Regions from separate parts of the Homo sapiens genome. Here region 2 is linked to region 1. The links are chromatin loops, found by intact Hi-C in ENCODE. Cell type or tissue: right lobe of liver. All regions are shown on one strand. Links, peaks and the distances in the headings refer to the core of each region. The heading gives the core; the rest is flanking DNA.

Region 1 (9,134 bases), core at 342-8,341:
GCCAGGGCTAGGACAGCCAAGAAGAGCAATCTATTCCCGGGACTGACCTTGACTTTTGGCCTCACTTTCGTTGAGCTCAATGGGCAATGCTGGCTCTGAGTTAGCTGTGAGTTTCAGGAAAAAAAAATTCAACTTTCTAAAAATATCAATCCAATGGTGGGTTTTGGGCTCAACAAAGAAACCCCTGACAGTTTCCTGTTAATAAAATAAATATATTTTTCTTGGAGAAATAAACCAAATAAGAAAAAATAAATAAGGCTGGGTGTGGTGGCTCATGCCTATAATCCCAGCACTTCAGGAGGCCAAGGTGGGTGGATCACTTGAGGTCAGGACTTCGAGACCAGCCTGGCCAACATGGTGAAACCCTATCTCTACTAAAAATACAAAAATTAGCCAGGCATGATGGCGCATGCCTGTAATCCCAGCTACTCAGGAGGCTGAGGCAAGAGAATTGCTTGAACCTAGGAGACAGAGGTTGCAGTGAGCCAAGATCATGCCACTGCACTCTAGCCTGGGTGACAGAGCAAGACTCTGTCTCAGAAAAAAAAAAGGGGGGGAAAAATAAAGAAAAATTTAAAAATTTTTGAAAAATTATGTATAGATAACCAACTAGTAGAGGTCTGGATCAGAATCAAGATGGCAAAGCAGAAGTACTTAGTGGTTTGTTTTGTTTTGAGACAGGATCTGGCTTTGTTGCCCAGGCTGGAGTGCAGTGGCGTGATATTAGCTCACTGCAACCTCCACCCGCTGGGTTTAAGCTATCCTACCACCTCAGCCTCCCAAGTAGCTGGGACTTCAGGTGTGCACCACTAAGCCTGGTTAATTTTTTAATTTTTTTTGGTAGAGACAGGGTTTCACTGTGTTGTCTAGGCTGATCTCTTGAAATCCTGGGCTCAAGTGATCCTCCTGCCTCAGCCTCTCAAAGTGCTGGGATTACAGGCATGAGCCATCGCGCCCAGCCAGCAAAAATATTTAGAATCATTAGTTTCCGTAGATGGATCAGAAGTGAAAAGGGGCAATGAATGTGATAAGGAACTAATACACAGAATTAATATCTCTGATATACAAAGAGCTCTTATAAATTATTAAGAAAAAGATAAACACCAATACACCATTAGGAAATAATTGAGGACCTCATAGAATCAGAAGATTCACAAGCAAATAAATGCAAATATCTGCTAAGCAAATGAAGATATAAGCAACCTTACAAAGCATCAAAGACTTGCAAAGGAAAACAATGAGATATTTTTCATCTGAAAATAAGCAGATAAAAATATTATAATATTGGGTGCTGTCAGGGTTATAGGGAAATGGCCATTCTCTTGAGTTGCTGACAGGAGTGTAAATTAGTACAACCATTGTGAAAGGCATCTTAAAATTCATAACAAAAGCATTTTTTTAAAGTGCAGATCTATTACCTAGCATTTTCACTTACAATAATTTATCTTTTTAAAAATTCATGTGTGGAAGAATTCAGCTACTATGTTTGCCTCAGCCTTTTTAGAGTATTGGAAATTATAAAGCACTTATGGATCCAAAAGTAGGGAATTGCATAAGGTATTGTAGTACAGCCACACTGAGGAATACAACGCAGCCGTGAAAATCATGCTGTTCAAGAATGTTCAATGGCACAGGAAAAGGAACCACAACCACTCTCTCCAGCTGGGCATAAAATGGAGCTGATACTCACCACGACATAATAGGAATTATTCTTCCTCTGTATTTCCCAATTTTTCTGTTGTTGTTTTTTTTTCCTACTTTCTTAAAAAGTGAAGAGGAATCTTCTGGAATGTCAGGGACTGTGCCCACAGTTTGAGACCCAGGAAAATTGGCTCAACATCCCTGTTGGCTGTAGACCCACATATGAGCCAAAGCCTCACCCACATGGCTTACCTGCCTCAGTTTCCCATATCAAAATCTGAGATGATAATGCCTGTTCTGCCTCCCTCACAACAAATAGAAAATATAGCTGTGTTAATGTTCTGTTGTTGCATAACAAATTACCCCAAAATGTGGCTGGGTAGTTCTGGTTCAGGGTCTCATTTGGTTGCGTTAAAGCTGTCGGCCAGGGCTGCAGTCATCTGAAGGCTCGACTGGGGAATATACACTTCCAAGCTCATTCTTGCAGCTATTGGCAGGAGGCCTCACTTCCTTGCAGGCTGTTGGCCAGAGACCTCAGTCCCTCACACCTGGTCTCTCCATAGGCTAAGTGTTCTCACTCATGGCAGCTGGCCTCCTCTGAGTGGTGATCCAGGTGAGAGCAAGAGAGCCCAGGCAGAAACTGGAATCTTGTGTAACCCTGGCCACATTCTATTAGTAACACAGACCAACCCTGGTGCAATATGGGAGGGGACTACACAAGGCATGTATACTAGGAGGTGAGATTACAGGAGACCATCCCAGGGTTAAAGTGCTTAACAGGGAAAGGTGTGTTCTAAGGGGCAGTCAGGGGCTATCCATAAGCTCCCAAAGTTCTGACTGTGCCCAGCTTTTTTGGAAGCCCTTGAGAGCATGATGGGGCCCACAGGAATAGTGAACCGGGGTGAAAAGATCCCACTCCACTTGTTCGCTGAGTGCAGCATGGGGAAGATTTATATCTAAAGTAACAGCAACTATCCCTGAGCAACTTGGTAATCGGGAGGTGTGTGTGTGTGTGTGTGTGTGTGTACTTTTTTGGTGTTTTTCAAGTCATCTTCTTTGAGTATGCATAATTTTCTGGTTTTTAAAAATTTTTTGAGACAGAATCTCACTCTGTCGCCCAGGCTGGGGTGCAGTGGTACAATCATAGCTCACTGCAGCCTCAGTCTCCTGGAATCAAGTGATCCTCCCACCTCAGCCTCCCAAAGTGCTGGGATTACAGGCATGAGCCAAGTACATAGAATGTTTGTATAACAGCCGGGACATAGATGTGCACCACCATGCCTGGCTAATTTTTGTGTGTGTACAGATGGGGTCTCACTATGTTGCCCAGGCTGATCTTGAACTCCTGGACTCTAGCAATTCTCTTATCTCGGCCTTCCAAAGTGCTGGGATTACAGACGTGAGCCAAGTATAATACACATCATTTTTGAAGTTAAAACAGAAATGTCTGAGGACAGTGAATTCATCTGACTCTCAAAAGAGACTGCAAGTGATACAGTGGCTCAGCTTTGGAAGTGAAGAAATGGTGCCTCTAGAACCAGGAAGAATCCTGTTCTGGGATGGAGTGGCCTAGGGAGAGGTGGAGAGGGAGGAGATACATCAGGCAGCAAACCAGGCCCCTTAGGTTATGAGGCAGGGACCTGCCACCCCATGAGCCTGCCCCTCCCCACCCCCACCAAGTGGCCAGGGACTGCAGGTGGGATGTGAGAGCCACATAATGTGAGCTCGGCGACCTTAGAGCAGCCCCTCACATCACAGTTTGGATCAGATGCGCCTAATGGGGGGTACCAGGGTGTGGGGTATGGGTTGAAGATGAGATCAGGTGCAGGTGGATGTGAGGACATAGCAGGCAGGAGAACCCACACCCCCAGGGAAAGGGTCTACAAACAAGTTGTAGCTTACAGGGGTGGTGAATGGGGGCCACTGTGAGTGCTGGAAACCTAAGCCGGTAGGTGGGTGGTGGAAGTGCAGAGTCTGCCCTCTTCTGCCCTTCAGCAGTAACTGAAAGGGGTGTCATTTGGAATGTCAGAGTTGGAAGGAGCCTCAGAATTGATTGGGATCCATCAATCTCTTAAAGATGAGAAAGAAAGAGGAGGTCGGGCACAATGGCTCACGTCTATGATACCAGCATTTTGGAAGGCTGAGGTGGGAGGATTGCTTGAGCCCAGGAGTTCCAAACCAGCCTGGGCAACCCTGTCTCTCAAATGAAAAAAATAAAAAATTAGCCAAGCATGCCTGAGTCCGGCTACTTGGGAGGCTGAGGTAGGAGAATTGCTTGAGACTGGACAGTCGAGGCTGCAGTAAACTATGATCATGCCACTGTACTCTGGCCTGGGCACACAGAGTGAGACACTGTCTCAATAAAATAAAATTTTCTTAAAAAAGGAAAGTGTCTTGGCCGGGCTCCGTGGCACATGCCTGTAATCCCAGCACTTTAGGAGGCCAAGGCAGGCGAATCACTTAAGGTCAGGAGTTCGAGACCAGCTGGCCAACATAGTGAAACCCCGTTTCTACTAAAAATACAAAAATTAGCCAGGCGTGGTGGCATGCGCCTGTAATCCCAGCTACTCAGGAGGCTGAGGCAGGAGAATCACCTGAACGGGGGAGACAGAGTTTGCAGTGAGCCGAGATGGCGCCACTGCACTCCAGCCTGGGCAACAGAGCGAGACTCCGTCTAAAAAAAAAAAAAAAAAAAAAAAGGACAGTGTCCCGCTAAGACCCACAGCACCGTGGGTGACTAACTAGGAAAGGGACTCCAGCTCCCAAGAGCTGACAAATAAAAGAAGGGTTGACTTTTTCGGTGGACCCAGAAGCAGCAGTAGGAGCTTATGGCAAAAGTTAGAAGGAGGCGGATTTTCATCTCATTATGAAGAATTTTCTAAGTGATGGGCACAGTTGTGAGCTGGGGTTGACTGGGAGCGGGAGAGAGGCTGCGTGTGTGTCTCGGGTCCTGGTCGGCTCAGTTCCCTCCCACAGAGTCTAAGAGCTTGGATGTGGCTGAGAGTAGCGCAGCCACCGCCCTCTGCTGGTGGAATGCTGGTAGCACAGCTTTCCTGCTTGGCCACGATGCTGCCCTCTGGCTAGGCGAGGCTTTCCAGAGAAGAAGCAACCCTTTGGGGTCTGAGAGCTCCCTGCTGGGGGCTTCGGGACGGTGGGTAGTATATATTCTCTGCACACATGTGCCCGGAAGACAGACGAGGCCATCAGAATGCCCGCCAGTGTCTGTAACTCGGGACTGAAGCCAGCGAATGCCCCAGGTGATTGTGTGCCCTGGGTCTTCAGGTGACCCTGCTGCCCCTTCCTGTGAGCAAGGTCTCCAGAACTGACAGGTGGGATGGGGCACTGGCCTGGGTGTCTGCAAACCTGGGTGTGGCCTGGCACAGCCATCACCCTCTTACTCACTGGGTGACCTCAAGCAAGTGCCCTCCCCAAACTGGACTTGCACTGGCGGTGGGGTGGAAGAGTAGGGGCCCTGACCGCCAGAGAAAGGCTCGTGGGCAGTGGCTTCTCCGTGGAGCACACGCGAAGAACATCAAACTCAGCAGTGCTCCATGACCTCACCAGGCAGGGTTGGAGTAAGAGTTTGCCCTGATCCCAACTACCTTATTCCCTCTTTCTCCCTCCAGCCTTTCCACCAGTGCCCTCATGCTCTTTTCCCTCAGACCTGCCTTCAGGAATATTCTCAAAGCTTATTCAGAATGAGTCCACAGTGACCAATATTATCTCCCACTACACTCTCTTTAGGGGTATTTTTATTTTATTTTGAGAGCAGCAAGGTGGAGCACGAAAGGAATGAATCCCTAATAGTAGAACTTCAGGTATCAGTCAGCTAGAGAGTCAGAGATTCTTTTATAAGGCAAAAAGACTTAGGCAAGAAGAAAGAGGAACTCTTCCCCCTTCCTTTTGTACTGGTCAGACCACAGGCTGGAACTACAGTATTGTTCTCAGCTCCGTGAGCCACACTGAAATTGGGAAATAGAGCAGAAGGTAATCTGAAGAAGGCAGCCATGATGGCGAAAATACTTCTAGTCCAGCATGAATTGGAATGTTTGTACCCCGCTTCAGCATGCTCTGGAATTCCCCTTGCGGCAGCTGCCTCCCATTTTGCTGTCAGTCATTCATGAGGATTTCACAGTAACTTTGAGGACAGGAAACAAGCTGTGTCAATTCCCTTTCCTCGGTCAGTTCAGCCTCTGCTTGGGCCTTTGGAGCTGTCTCTTCCTCTAGCTCACCTTCCCAGGGAAAGTAAAGCCTCTGAGGGCAGGAATAGCATCTTCTAGGCAGAGGAGGGGTATCCTGTGTCTGGAAAGAAATGGGGACTTGAGGAGGTAGGAGGTGAAGTTGTAAATTCTAGTTTGAGCTTTGCCACTTAGTTGCTGCGTGATCTTGAGCAAGACCATGAACCCTTCTGAGCCTCTGTTGTCTCATCTCTGAAGTTAGGGAAATGATAACTCCTCCACAGAGGTAGTGAGACTCAAATAAGATGTTTATAGATCTATTTTTGTAAAACCAAGGTCATGGAGATCATAACAAGTTAGTACATATTTAAAGTGCTTAGAAAACATTAACACATTGTAGGTTCTCTGTAAATGTTAGCTGCAATTCCACCTCCTGGAAGAGAGAATTTATTCACTTAACAAATTTTTACTGAGCACCTTCTCTGTACCCGGCACTGTGGGAAGCACTGGGGACCCAGCAGTGAACAAAACAGACAAAAACCCCAGCCTTCATGGGGCCTACACGCTAGCGGAGGAGACAGATAATAAAGTGGATTATAGGGTATAATATAGTATAATAATAGAACAGAAATGGAATAGAATATAGAATAGAATAGAATAATGCTAGGAGGAGAAATTGATTAGGGAAGGGGACAGGGGTGTGGGCAGGTGGAGGGGTGGCTGAATTTAAATACAGTGGTCAGGGAATCTGATAGGCTCAGCTTGAGTTAGACGCTCATCCTGGCCCAATCAGCTGTGTGTTTGTGTGTGCAAGGGCACAGTGTGGGCAGATAAGGATATCTGATTGGCTCAGCTTGAATTAGATGCCCATTATGATCCAATCAGTTTAGCGTGTGTGTGCTGGCAGTGGCCCACACTTGTGGTGCTAACATGACTGCTAGCGTCCGCATCTGTGGGTGAGGGACATAGGAGTCATGATGAGCTGCACAAACCCTCCAGAGGATTCTGAATTGAAGCAGGACTTCTGCCTCCTGGCCCACCTTAGCCTTTAATTTCCGGGGGCCAATCTAGCTTCAGGTCACCTTCCTCAGCTGTCAGGACTGAGGTGCCAGAGGGTAAGGGGTCTGCAAGGATAACCACCGCTGCCTAAACCCGTCAAATGCCAGACACCTCCATACACTGTCCCTGTTCCCCTGTGACATGGGGCTGCTATTCTCAGAAAGCTGCAGAGGCAGGACTTGAACTAGAGTCCATGAGACTCTCAAGCTGGAGTGCAGGTCTCAGCCGTGTTTCCCAAGTCCTGCTGTCACCTCTGTGCTAGCATGCGCACACCGCAGCCACCTGAGGAGAGTGTTTAAAATGCTTGTTCCCAGAGGCCTTGACCTGACTCAGGAGGTCTAGAGGTGGCCCAAGATCTGTGTTTTTTGTTTCTTCTGGATTATTTTTTTTTTTAAGACAGAGTCATGCTCTGTCACCCAGGGTGGAGTACAGTGGCACCATCACGACTCACTGCAGTCTCTACTTCCTGGATCAATGGACCCTCCCACATCAGCCTCCCCAAGTAGCTGGGACCAGAGGTGTGCACCACCATGCCTGGCTAATTTTTTTTCTTTTTTTTGTAGAGACAGGTTTCACTGTGCTGCCCAGGCTGGTCTTGAACTCCTGTGTTCAAGTGATCCTCCCATTTCAGCCTCCCAAAATGCTGGGATTACAGGCATGAGCCACGGTGCCCAGTCCAAGACCTGTTTTTGCAGCACTTTCGGGACTGTGCTCCCCGCCAGGCCTGGAGCCCCGGAGGCACACCCTCCCTCTCCTCCAAGCCATCTGTCAGTGCTCCCTCTTCCTCTCCAAAGCTTGCTCCTCTGCCCTTCCTGCAAAGCTCCCAATTGAACCCCAAGCCCCATCACTATATTTGCAGGGTGCACTGCTGGTCATTCCCACTGGGCCTGAGCAGAGACTGCAAGTAAGAAAATTCCAGAACCTCAAAGGTCACCCCGCACAAAGCCCCATTGTACAGATGATACAGATGAGGCCCAGACAGGGATAGGGCTAGCTGAAGGCCACACAGCAGAGGGTGGAGCTGAGACCCTCTCCCTGTCATGCAATGGCTAAGGACAAGGGCCCCTCTCTGCCACAGAGAAAGCATTTCCTTGGGCAGCTGGGAGGCAGCTTTTCTGGGAAAGGCCAGATGGTGGCGGGGGGATGCTGAGGCTGTGCTCCAGGGGTTTTCAGGGATTTGCTTGGAGAGGCAAAGGTTACTTGGGAGCGGACCTTCAAAACCTCCATGGGCAGGAAGAAAATAGCTGTCTTTGTCATAGGCCTTGGTGACTTCGTGTTGGGAAATTGTCCACCCTGTGCCAGCCCCTGTCCATTCTGCAGATAAAACAACCCTACCAGGTTGGAGGGTTCCTCACCCACTGCCCAGCCCCATTCTGTGTGTCTCCTGCCTCCCCTCTCCTGATATGTCTGTTCCTGCCTTCACCCTCTCCTTCACCATAGCTGGGTGGCCAAGTCCCCTCTACTGTGTCAAGAACAGGTCCTGATCCCCTGGTTCAGCCAGCCACAGGCTCTCTGCAGCCATGGAAAAACATGAACGTTGGCTGGATTGAGGGTTTCCTGTTATTTCATGAAAATCTCCTGCCTCTCGGAGGCCTGGTGGGGCCCAGCCCCCTGGCCCAGGAGGCTGCCTTGCCCCTCCATAATTAACAGGAGCTCTCCTTTCCCCTGCAAGGTCTGTTGCTTCCTGACAAAGGCCTAACATGCACTTGACTTTCCCCCCAGATGACTTGTACAGCACCCGTGCCACTGGCTGCTGGCTGTTCCTACAACACTGGCGGGGTTAGGACCTTTCCCACTGAGTCTGGGAGGACAGCAGACCCAGGTCCTGTTGTCAGAGAAGGAGTCAGGCAGAACAGCCTAGCACTCCATAGTAAGAGCAGGGGGAGGAGGAGGAGGAATTCCCCAATTTCTGTGTCAGTGTGAGCCCTTTCTCCCCTCCCTCACACTGAGCCCCCAGAAGGGTGCCCCAGGCCTGTCGGGCAATAACAGAGAAAAGACAGCAGGCGGTGGTTCACACCTGTAATCCCAACACTTTGGGAGGCCGACTTGGGCAGATCACCTGAGGTCAGGAGTTCAAGACCAGCCTGGCCAACATGGTGAAACCCCATCTCTACTAAAAATACAAAAATTAGCCAGGTGAGGTGGTGGGTGCCTGTTATCCCAGCTACTCAGTGGACTGAGGCAGGAGAATCATTTGAACCCAGGAGACAGAGGTTGCAGTGAGCTGAGATTGTGCCACTGTACTCCAGCCTGGGC
Region 2 (9,134 bases), core at 827-8,826, 350 kb before region 1:
TCTATGATGAAGACTGTGGTGTCGAAGGACAGCGTGTATGCGGAGCAGTCCTGCGCAGGCTTCCTCAGCACCCTCTGGCAGTACTCCCTGAGAACAAGAGACCACCAGAGACTGGGCAGATGGAATGAGGAAAGCAGGGGTAGAGAGGAGCCCCAGGGTTGGGGCAAAAAGGTGGGTCTGGGCACTTGACTGGCCTCTGCTCATGGGAATAGCCACTGGGAGGAGAGTGGAAATGGATGGCAGGGCTGGAAAGAGCTCACCCTTCAAGACCACTTCCTATTTCAAAGGCCCTTGGTGTCCCCACCATAGAGATCATACCCTCCGCTGAACCCAGAGCTCTTATTTGACCTCACCACTCACGCATCACCACTCCGCACATCATGTTTCCCTTTTGGCCTTGGCTGCTAGGAAGCTCAGCACTAATGTAGAGATAATCCTTATTTTAGCCTAGCTGGTTAGAATATGTGCTCCATTATCCTTCTACAAGTTTTGAATGTGCTATTTCTCTTTATTATCTATGTCATGGTATATATGTTTTCTATCTAAATCATCTCATAGTTGGATCAAAGTTGAGCATAAATTATTGGAAAATATGTTACATAAATTAAGAATATGATATTGTTCATTATTTTCCCTTGTATGTTCGTTTGTCTCTTCCAGGGGATTGTAGGTCCCCTGCTCACCCTCGGCTGGTGTCCCTGGCATCTTTCCATCAGAAGGATTGGAAAGCCCAAGGTGTTCAGCCAGCGGGCCTAGAGGTCACCTCATCTGGGGGCTGAAGGACAAGCACCCAGAACTCCAGAGACTCCTGTCTCTACCTTTCATCTATTTTGTAATGTGGGCTCCGAAGAAAGGGTTTCTTTTTTTTTTTTTTTTTAACAAAATTTGAAATTAGATTAGACTAGTAGTTTCATATTACAGAAGAGACTTTCCTGAGGTTATGCAGGAGTTGGTGGCAGAGCCTGGGCTAGAACGCAGGCTCCAAGTGCAATGTTTGATCCATGCTGCCTGTGAGGAGGATGTCCAGGAAATAATCCAGGGCCCCAGGAGCCCCAGAGCCTCTGGCAGTGAAGGGGAAGGGGCGAGGGTGGGGGTGGAAGGAGCCAACTCACATGGCCGTGGGCAGGTCACTCCGGGCATCCAACACAAGGTCAGGGACACAGTGCTCATCCTCATTGCAGCCGTTCCAGAAGGGCACCTGGGCCAGGGAGAGCCAGGTGTGGGCAGCTGGGTAGGGACCCGCAGCCCCTCGCCCTCAATGTACACCAGCTCTGTCTCCACCACACTAGACATGGGCTGGCTTTCCTGCACTGTCCCCAGACACCACACTGCTCTGTCTTGTGCTTTTCCATAGATGCTTCCCTCTTTAAAACGATGCTCAAAGCTCAGCTCCTCCTGGCTCCCCTCCAGTTCATAACTGAGCTGATGGCACAGAACCCCCACCCCCACTCACCCAGCAGAGCGGTTCTGGTCAACATTTATTGATCATCTACTGTGTGTGGGCAAGGGCTTTGGTACTGGGGATACAAAACAAGAAAGATGCAGCTTCTGCCCTCAGCTCAAGGGGAAGATTGGTGTATGAACAAATCACTAGTGTAAAATGTGCAAAAAAACCGAAAAGAAATGTGCATGAGGAATAGAAGAGGCAGAGAGGAGAAACAGCTGTTTTGGCCTGTAGGAAGTCAGGGAAGCCTTCGAGGAAGTGACAGGGGATCAGAGTTCTGAAGGACGGTCAAGGTAGCTGTGTGGACCGGGATGGAGGTGGTGAAGTCCAGGAGGAAGGACGGCCTGATGCAGGGGCCCTGGGGCAGGAGCGGGACGGTGAGTCTGGGAAATGATAGGTGGGTCAGTGTTGCTGTGGTAAGAGACACAGGGGTGGGAGAGAGGAAGAGATGGTCAGGGGCCTGTGTTTACAGGGCCTTGGGGTCATTCCTTGCAACTGGTAGGAGTCGCCGAATGCCTCAGGCAGGGAATGTCCTGACAGACCTGCATGCTGAAGGCTGCCCTGGCTGCTGTGGGAGAATGGAGTGAGAAGATGGAGGCTCGAGGCAGGGAGACCATTGAGGAGGCTGCCACAACATTCGGGCAAGAGATGACGCTGGTGTCGGTGTGGTAGTGGGCATGAGAGGAGGAAATAGGTTAGTGACCCCAGAGGCGGGATCAATAGGAACCTGGAGGTTGTCGGGGCTGAGGGAGAAAGGGGTCCAGGGTGTCAGCTGAGTTTCTTTTTTAGGTGTCTAGAAGGATAATCATGGCATTTGGTAATAAAAGCAGGGGTTGGCTGGGCGTGGTGGCTCACACCTGTAATCCTAGCACTCTGGGAGGCTGAGACAGGTGGATCAACTGAGGTCAGGAGTTCAAGAACAACCAGGCCAACATGGTGAAACTTTGTCTCTGCTAAAAAATACAAAAATTAGCTGGGCGCAGTGGCTGCAGTCCCAGCTACTCGGGAGGCTGAGGCAGGAGAATTGCTTGAACTCAGGCAGAGGCTGCAGTGGGCCAAGATCGTGCCACTACACTCCAACCTGGGTGACAGAGGGAGATACCATTTCAAAAAAAAAAAAAAAGAAAGTAGGGGTTAAGTGAGAAGTTCAGTGTGCGGCATGTTGAGTTTGAAGTGCCTGTGGCCCACCCAGGGCGAGGACCTCAGCAGGCAGATGGATATTCAAGCCTGGAGCTGAGGGGCAGTAACTGTCACTACCGACAACACAGCCCAAACCAGGGGAGAGGAAACAGGTGTCACAAAGTCATGTGTATCTTAAATTCATTAACTTTTCTCGAAGGAGAGCTCTCTGGCCCTCAGTCAGATCCACACGCTCTTGCTTTAGGCATTGATCTACCCATCTCGCCCCTCAGCTCCCCACCGCAAGGTGGACCTGCCGACTGCAATGGTAGCCAGCGAAGCCATATCCAGGGGTCACCGTGGAGCCGTTTGGGAAAGGAACTTAGTTCAGGATAGGGGCTTTACGGCATTCTAGCACCAAAGTTCATCCTGGTGAGTTCAAGTCTCAAAGAAAAAACAGCCAGCTCCCACTCAGCATACTGTTTAAGAAGTTTGAGAACTATATAATGACCTTCAGAAGAATTTCTATCTGGCTGATTAAAATAAATAATTTAATGTAATAAGCAACTGTTACACTCAATAATATGGGATGGCTCACTTCCCCAACAGGCCAGATATTATGGTATTAGAACAGCGCTGGGCATTTAGTAGAGGCAAAGTAAGACTTTGTAGAATGATGGGAAGAATGTGTCTCACTTGCTGGGGGCTAGAAATCCAGATAAATCAGAGTTTTAGAAACTTAGCTGCTCTACAAAGTTTTCAGCTCTGTTTCTCACCTTTTCTTTATAAGGTGAGAAAGGGGTTTACCTGAAGCTGCATCCTGCCTTTCCTATTTCCCTGCCTTGGTGATGCTGTCAGCTCTCCCGGAATAAAAGCCCATCCTCCCTGTCTCTGCATGTCTGAATCCTGCCTAGCCTTTAAAGTCTGGCCAAAGGCTCCCTCCTCCAGGAAGGCCCTCTGACCTATCATCTGATTGCTTGATTGTACGTCCTCCAAGTGCATACTGCCTCCCACCTGACCTGTGCTGCTCATTACCACCTTGCACGGAGATCGTCGGTGTCAGAGCAGGGATTACCCTGTGTGTTAATCTGCACTGTGGGCTTCAGCATGCTTGTGGGGTGAGTGCCACGTACTCATTCATTTGCCATAGTGACTTTGTAATTACTGCGAGAGGACAAAAATGACTTAGTGCGCCCAGCTTTCCCCTTCTCCCGGCTCACTAACGATGAATCCAGCTTTGCCAGCCCAGGAGCTCAGACTTAGGAGAAAGAGGGGAGGTGTGAGGACGGAGGTTTGGCAGGGGACTGTGGGAGGCCTGGGGAGAGGGGTGTGGAGGGGCTGTGGGGGATGATGGGTGTGAATGAGAGAAGGGGAGGTTTTCAGGGGCATTGCTGTGGACTGTACGGTCCTTTCCTGGTGTTGAAGAAATGCAGGTAAGAACTTGAATAATTCTGAAACTGCTTCCTGGCTGGACTCTGTCACTCACACAGACGTTGCTCAGAGACTGGACCTCACAGAATGGCTTAAGAGCACCGTGGTGTGCTTAAAAGTTGTTTCCCAAATCCTCAAGGTTCAGGCATTAGCTATTCCATTTTATAACTTTTGCCTGCTCTTGCAGCACAGCAGCAGAATTGATCACTGCCTGACATTTTCCTTGAGTGGGATTTACATGGAGTTGCGGCTGCAGGGAGCATTTGAATGTTAGATGTCAAACATTTTGGATGCCCCAGAGCCAGGGATTAGAAAATGTGGCTGAGGGATGGGGCCGCTTCTTTTTGGAATGCTTAGGACCGCTGTCAGTCAGTTAAAACACTTCTTTTTGCAATACTTAGGAGCTCTGTGAATCAGTTAGTCACCTAACAAGCAGAACCCCAGGCTCTAAGAGTCACTCTCTGGTCTCCATTGTCCTCATCTGTAAAGGAGGGAGGTGGGTGATTAAGATCTCCGATCCCTTCTCATCCAGTGGTTCTTTGTATTTCTCCGGTGCTCACCCTGTGCTCCCCTGTGCTGGGGATACGGGGAAACTTGAACAGGAGAAGGCCTGGGCCTTGCCCTTAAGGAATTGATCTGCTAACACTCAGCACAGGCCCCGAGAGAGGCAGGAAGGAGCCACACTGTGGGTTTGCCAGGACAGGAGGTGGGAAGGTGAGATGAGGGATGGTGTCCTCTGTACCCGGCACACTCAGGCTCTGGGCTTTGGGGTTGAGGTGGAGGTGGGGGTGGGGTTCATGCCCGAGGTGCGTGCCCTGTACCGAGATGTACCGAGACTCTGAGAGTGGTGGGCCAGCCGTCGTCCAGCATGGGGCCATGGTCAGGGTCCTCCAGGGAATACTCGACTGAGAAGGTCACTGGCTTCACGTAGTCAGCAGTGTCCTGGGGGGTGGAGATGAGGGCAGCGGTGAGGGAGGAGAGAACGTCATTTTATGAGCCAGGACCGTGGATGCTGAGATAGAACTTCCACCTTCCTTAGATGGCAGGGCAGCTGCCCTGTGCCCTCAGGGTGAGTCTGCAGGTGGATGGAGGTTTCTAGCGGGTCTGTTGGTGGGAAGAGTGTGCTTCTGTGAAAGGAGCTCCAAGCTCAGCTCATGCCAACCTAGCTGCCTGGCTGTTTTGCCAAGCTCCTGCACATCCTTCGGGGCCAGACTCCCATTGCCCGGGTACCTCGGCCTCTGGGAAGCCTGGCAGTGCCCGCCTGTATCCCACCCCACCCACCACTCTCTTCAGACCAGTTACGCCTGCTGCTCATGTAGCATTTGAACCATATGACTGTGTGTCACTCTTCCTTCCCAAGCAAGGAATAGGCCTGGAGCCTCCCAGCATGGCCCTAGCACTGTGATAAGGGCTTCAGCATGTGGAATTGGTGAATGAACAAACTCGTGAGCAAGACAGGGGCGCTCAGGTTGGTTCTGAGCATAGATGGTAAGTAAAGGGGTTGCTTAGAGCAGCCTAAAAATTTCCCCTTGGAACCTGCAATCCCTGATTATATAAAGGCAGTGGCTGTCAAACCTGAGCTGGCACCAGAGTCCCCTGGGAGCTTGTTAAAACACAGGGTGCTGGCGCCAGCCCCAGCCCCAGCCCCAGAGTTTCTGAGTCAGAACAAGTGAATTTCCAAGTTTGTGGGGAGGATGAAGATGCTGCTGGTGTGGATGCGTCTCAGGGGGCCCCTTAACAGGGATGCACCTTCTCAGACCTGCTCACATCTCTGAACTCTGGCCATTGAACTACTGGGACCAGGAGGGCTCTGAGTGACCCTGCTTGCATCTCTGGGGCTGGAGCTGTGAGCTGGGTATTTGGTATCTCTGGATGGAAGTAAACCTCTCATTCTCTTCCTTAGCTATAAAATGGGGCACCAGGCCACTACCCTACTTGTGACATCACTGGCGCCCCTCTCTGTCTCACCTCCTGTTTTGTACATGCCACTGTCTCCTGGACCTGGCCTTTAATTGTTAGCTGCTGCCTGCTTATCCCTCCCTTTGGGGCTGTGCCCCCCACCAGCTGCTCCTAGTTCTCTCTGCTGGACCTACTGAGCCCACCTTCCTCCCTTCGGCATCTGAGAGTGGCAGGAGAAGAGGTTTTGGAAGGATGTCTAGTGAGGTGGTATGTAGCGTGTCTCTGGGGCATGAGGTGGGAATGTGGAGTGGCCAAGGTCAGGGTACACTGTCCCTGGCTGGCTTCCTGAGGTCTGCTGGGGGCTTAGAACCAGCCAGGCAGACTCTCTGCCTCTCCCACGGCAGATGCTCCTTCCTATAGGAGCTTGGGCTCTGCTGGTGGGGCTGCCAGCTTACCAGGACATGGAAGTTGATCCGCTCACAGAGCTCCTGGCCGGAGGAGAGCAGTACGGCTCTGTTGGTGAATCGGTCCCCGCCCTCGTCCAGGTGGGCCCTCGGTGTATACCGCCTCTCATCCATGGTGGCGTTGTATCTGATGCCTGCAGGAGGGGAGAGGGCAAGACCACAAAGGTGGAGCCACATGCCCATCCAAGACTGTCTGCCTCCTCCAGGAAGCCCCCCAGGCTGGCCAGGGGAGAGCTGTTCCTTTCCTCTCACGAGCCCCAGTGTGGGTGAGAAACTCCCACATGGAGAGCAAGTGATTGCATGAGGAAGGTAAAGGAAGGAACCAAAGAAAAGGGGGAGGAAGAGGGTGGAGAAAGAGCAGAAGGAAGAAGTGGAGGGAAAGTGAACACCGCAGATGAGGAGGGGAGACAGGATGTGGGGCCAGGGTGGTGTCATGTTGAGCCCTTGCTGCAGTCAACAACCCCCTCCGCCTCTCCCTCCACCTTCCCTGTCTTTCCCTGGGCTCTGGGATCCCCCTCAGGGCTGGTCAGAGCCTTTGCTGGGTACTTCCTCTCACACCAAGGAGGGCTGGCCAGCCCCTTCCTGCCGGATCCTCAAATCTCTGACTCTATTCTGGGGCATAAACCCTGCTGCCTCCTCCCCTTCAGTTAGGTTTTGCCAATTCCCGGAAAGGCTCAGTCCCTTCTCCTGTTCTCCAGCACGCCCGCAGGTTGCTGCTGGCTCTCATATCTGTCTCCTCTCAGGGACAGAAGTTGAAAGAGAGGGGCACAGCCCCCAGGCCCACCTTTGTCCTCATCTTCCCTTTGGTCTCTTCTTTGTCTGGTCCTGCTCCTTGGCTGAGAGACTCCCTGAGTCCCTGTTTCCTGTGCCAGCACAGACAGTCCTGGAACCCGCAGCTCACTTCCTGAGACCACCTGGGGCCAGGGCTGTCATGAGTAGGTGTCTGACTCCAGACTTAGCTGGAAGTGATGGACCCTCAGAAGGAAACTGCCCTGCTGTGGACTCACACCCACTTCTGAGCGGGGCTCCCTGCTGCTGGGGTCTCATTGACCTGGCCTCCTGGTTTCCAGCACCCCCCCTGTAGGACTCCTGGGTCTGCATCCAGGCAGACTTCTGGGCTTCCACACCCCACTTTTCTCCACTGGCATCAGTCCTGTGCTCTGATCCAAACTCTACGCCCAGACTGTTTCCTTCTTCTCCTGTCCTCCCTGTCATGATCACCCCTGCTCACTGCCACTCTCACCCTGGCATGACATCCCCTCTTTGCCCTTTGGAATGAGAGCATCAAATGGGATCCAGTAGTCATCCAAGGTGGCTCTTGGGCGACCTGGCACTTAGCACCCATTTTGGGAAAAGCCCAGGCTTTGAAATAGAGCAAGGTGCAGGGGGAGACTGGAGTCTGGGGGTGGGGAGAAAGGAGGGGCCTGCTTTACCAACAGTTGTTGTTTGGAAATGGGGTGCCAGGAAGATGGGCGTGAAGCAGAGGAAGGCGGCCAGGCAGGTGGCATCCCTGCCACTGCGCTTGCAGTCTCTGTGGAAGATGTTGATCTTGGATGGCTCAAAGTGGAGGCTGGCATTGATCTGAACCACTGGGCGGGACCTGGAGGAGAAGGGCCAGTGAGCTGGGGTGGGGCAGGGGCTCAGGCTGCCCTGCTGTGACCATGGGGAAAGACAAGAACCAGATGCGAGTGGGATCTGCAAAGCCACTGGAGGGGGTGAGGTGGAGGATGGAGGGGGCGAGGTGGAGGATGGAGGGGGCTTCGGATGTCAAAGGACTGGCAAGAGCGAGCACGGGGCGAAAGGGGCTCAGCCACCTCATGGCCCCTCCATGCAGCCCCTCAGCACTTTCCCCGAGGGGCTGTGCTCGCTGTGGATCATGCTGACTTCCCTTTGCTCCCTCATCATCTTTTATAGCAGTGGTTCCCCACCCTGGATGCACATGTGAGTCATCTGAAGAGCTTAAAAAAATCCTGGTGCCTCAGCTACACCCTAGGCAAAACCACATCAGAATCAGACCTTAGCAGGTTTTAAAGCAGTGCCTCTGAAATTTTCATATGTGTGCACGCCCCCTGGGGATCATGTTAAAATGCAGATTTTGATCCAATAGCTTGGCACTGATTTTGCATTTCTAACAAGATCCCAGGTGATGTGAACGTTCCATGGACCACACTTCGAAGAGCGAGGCGTTAAAGCACCCCAGGTGATTCCAACGTGCAGCCAGCATCCATCTAACCCCCACACTACCCCATCCAGGTAACCAAGGAAATACAAATTTACCCTTATACCGGCCTAAGTCAAATGTAATTAGGAACGGAAACCTATTGCCTCTCCCAACCATGAATGTATATAAAAAGAAATAGAAGTAGAGTGGCTTAGAGGTTTCATAGCTTCAACATGATGATCTGTGCCAATACTCTGTTCTTCTTAGCATAAAGGTGAACAGCACCTCTGCACTGTAGCGTGAAAGAGTGGATTTGAGTCTTGGCTCCACGGGCTCCTCATTGGACCTTGGCAGGTCACATGATCTTTGCAATGGGGGATTGTGAGGATCAGAGGAGGTGAGAATGTCCTTTGACAGTGTAGAGTGCTGTGTCAACATAGTGGGTTACATCTGAAGTTCTCAAACTTGACTTCCCATTGGAATCACTTGGGGAGTTTAAAAAAAATTACTGCTGCCCAGGTCCCTCCACAGAATTCTGCTTAATTGGTGTGGGTAAAGCCTGGGCAATGACATTTTAAAAGCTCCCCTGGTGATCCTAATGGGCAGTCATGTTTGA

What was found. Peaks named below come from ENCODE experiments on the same cell type or tissue, not always from the same donor. Only the 100,000 strongest peaks of a DNase experiment are listed, where the experiment ranks them.
Region 2: a loop joins it to region 1, with 2.6 times the contacts of the local background. A loop is called at or near these places in 3 of 110 quality-filtered maps.

What each region holds. Positions count from the first base shown.
Region 1 is chr15:68,669,519-68,678,652 of GRCh38, forward strand. All of the region lies in intron 2 of CORO2B (coronin 2B), which reads left to right. Among named protein-coding and RNA genes, the nearest start is that of CORO2B, 95 kb to the left of the region's middle. RefSeq lists enhancers at 1-319, 4,421-4,921, 4,496-4,545. In right lobe of liver, for the core only: a CTCF peak has its summit at 4,670 (motif pointing left); a DNase peak (open chromatin) is centred at 4,653.
Region 2 is chr15:68,320,306-68,329,439 of GRCh38, forward strand. ITGA11 (integrin subunit alpha 11) reads right to left here. Exons shown (of 30, transcript NM_001004439.2): 16 at 7,791-7,957; 17 at 6,349-6,491; 18 at 4,826-4,936; 19 at 1,113-1,198; 20 at 1-87. Among named protein-coding and RNA genes, the nearest start is that of FEM1B, 47 kb to the left of the region's middle. In right lobe of liver, for the core only: no CTCF peak of the experiment used is centred there; no DNase peak of the experiment used is centred there.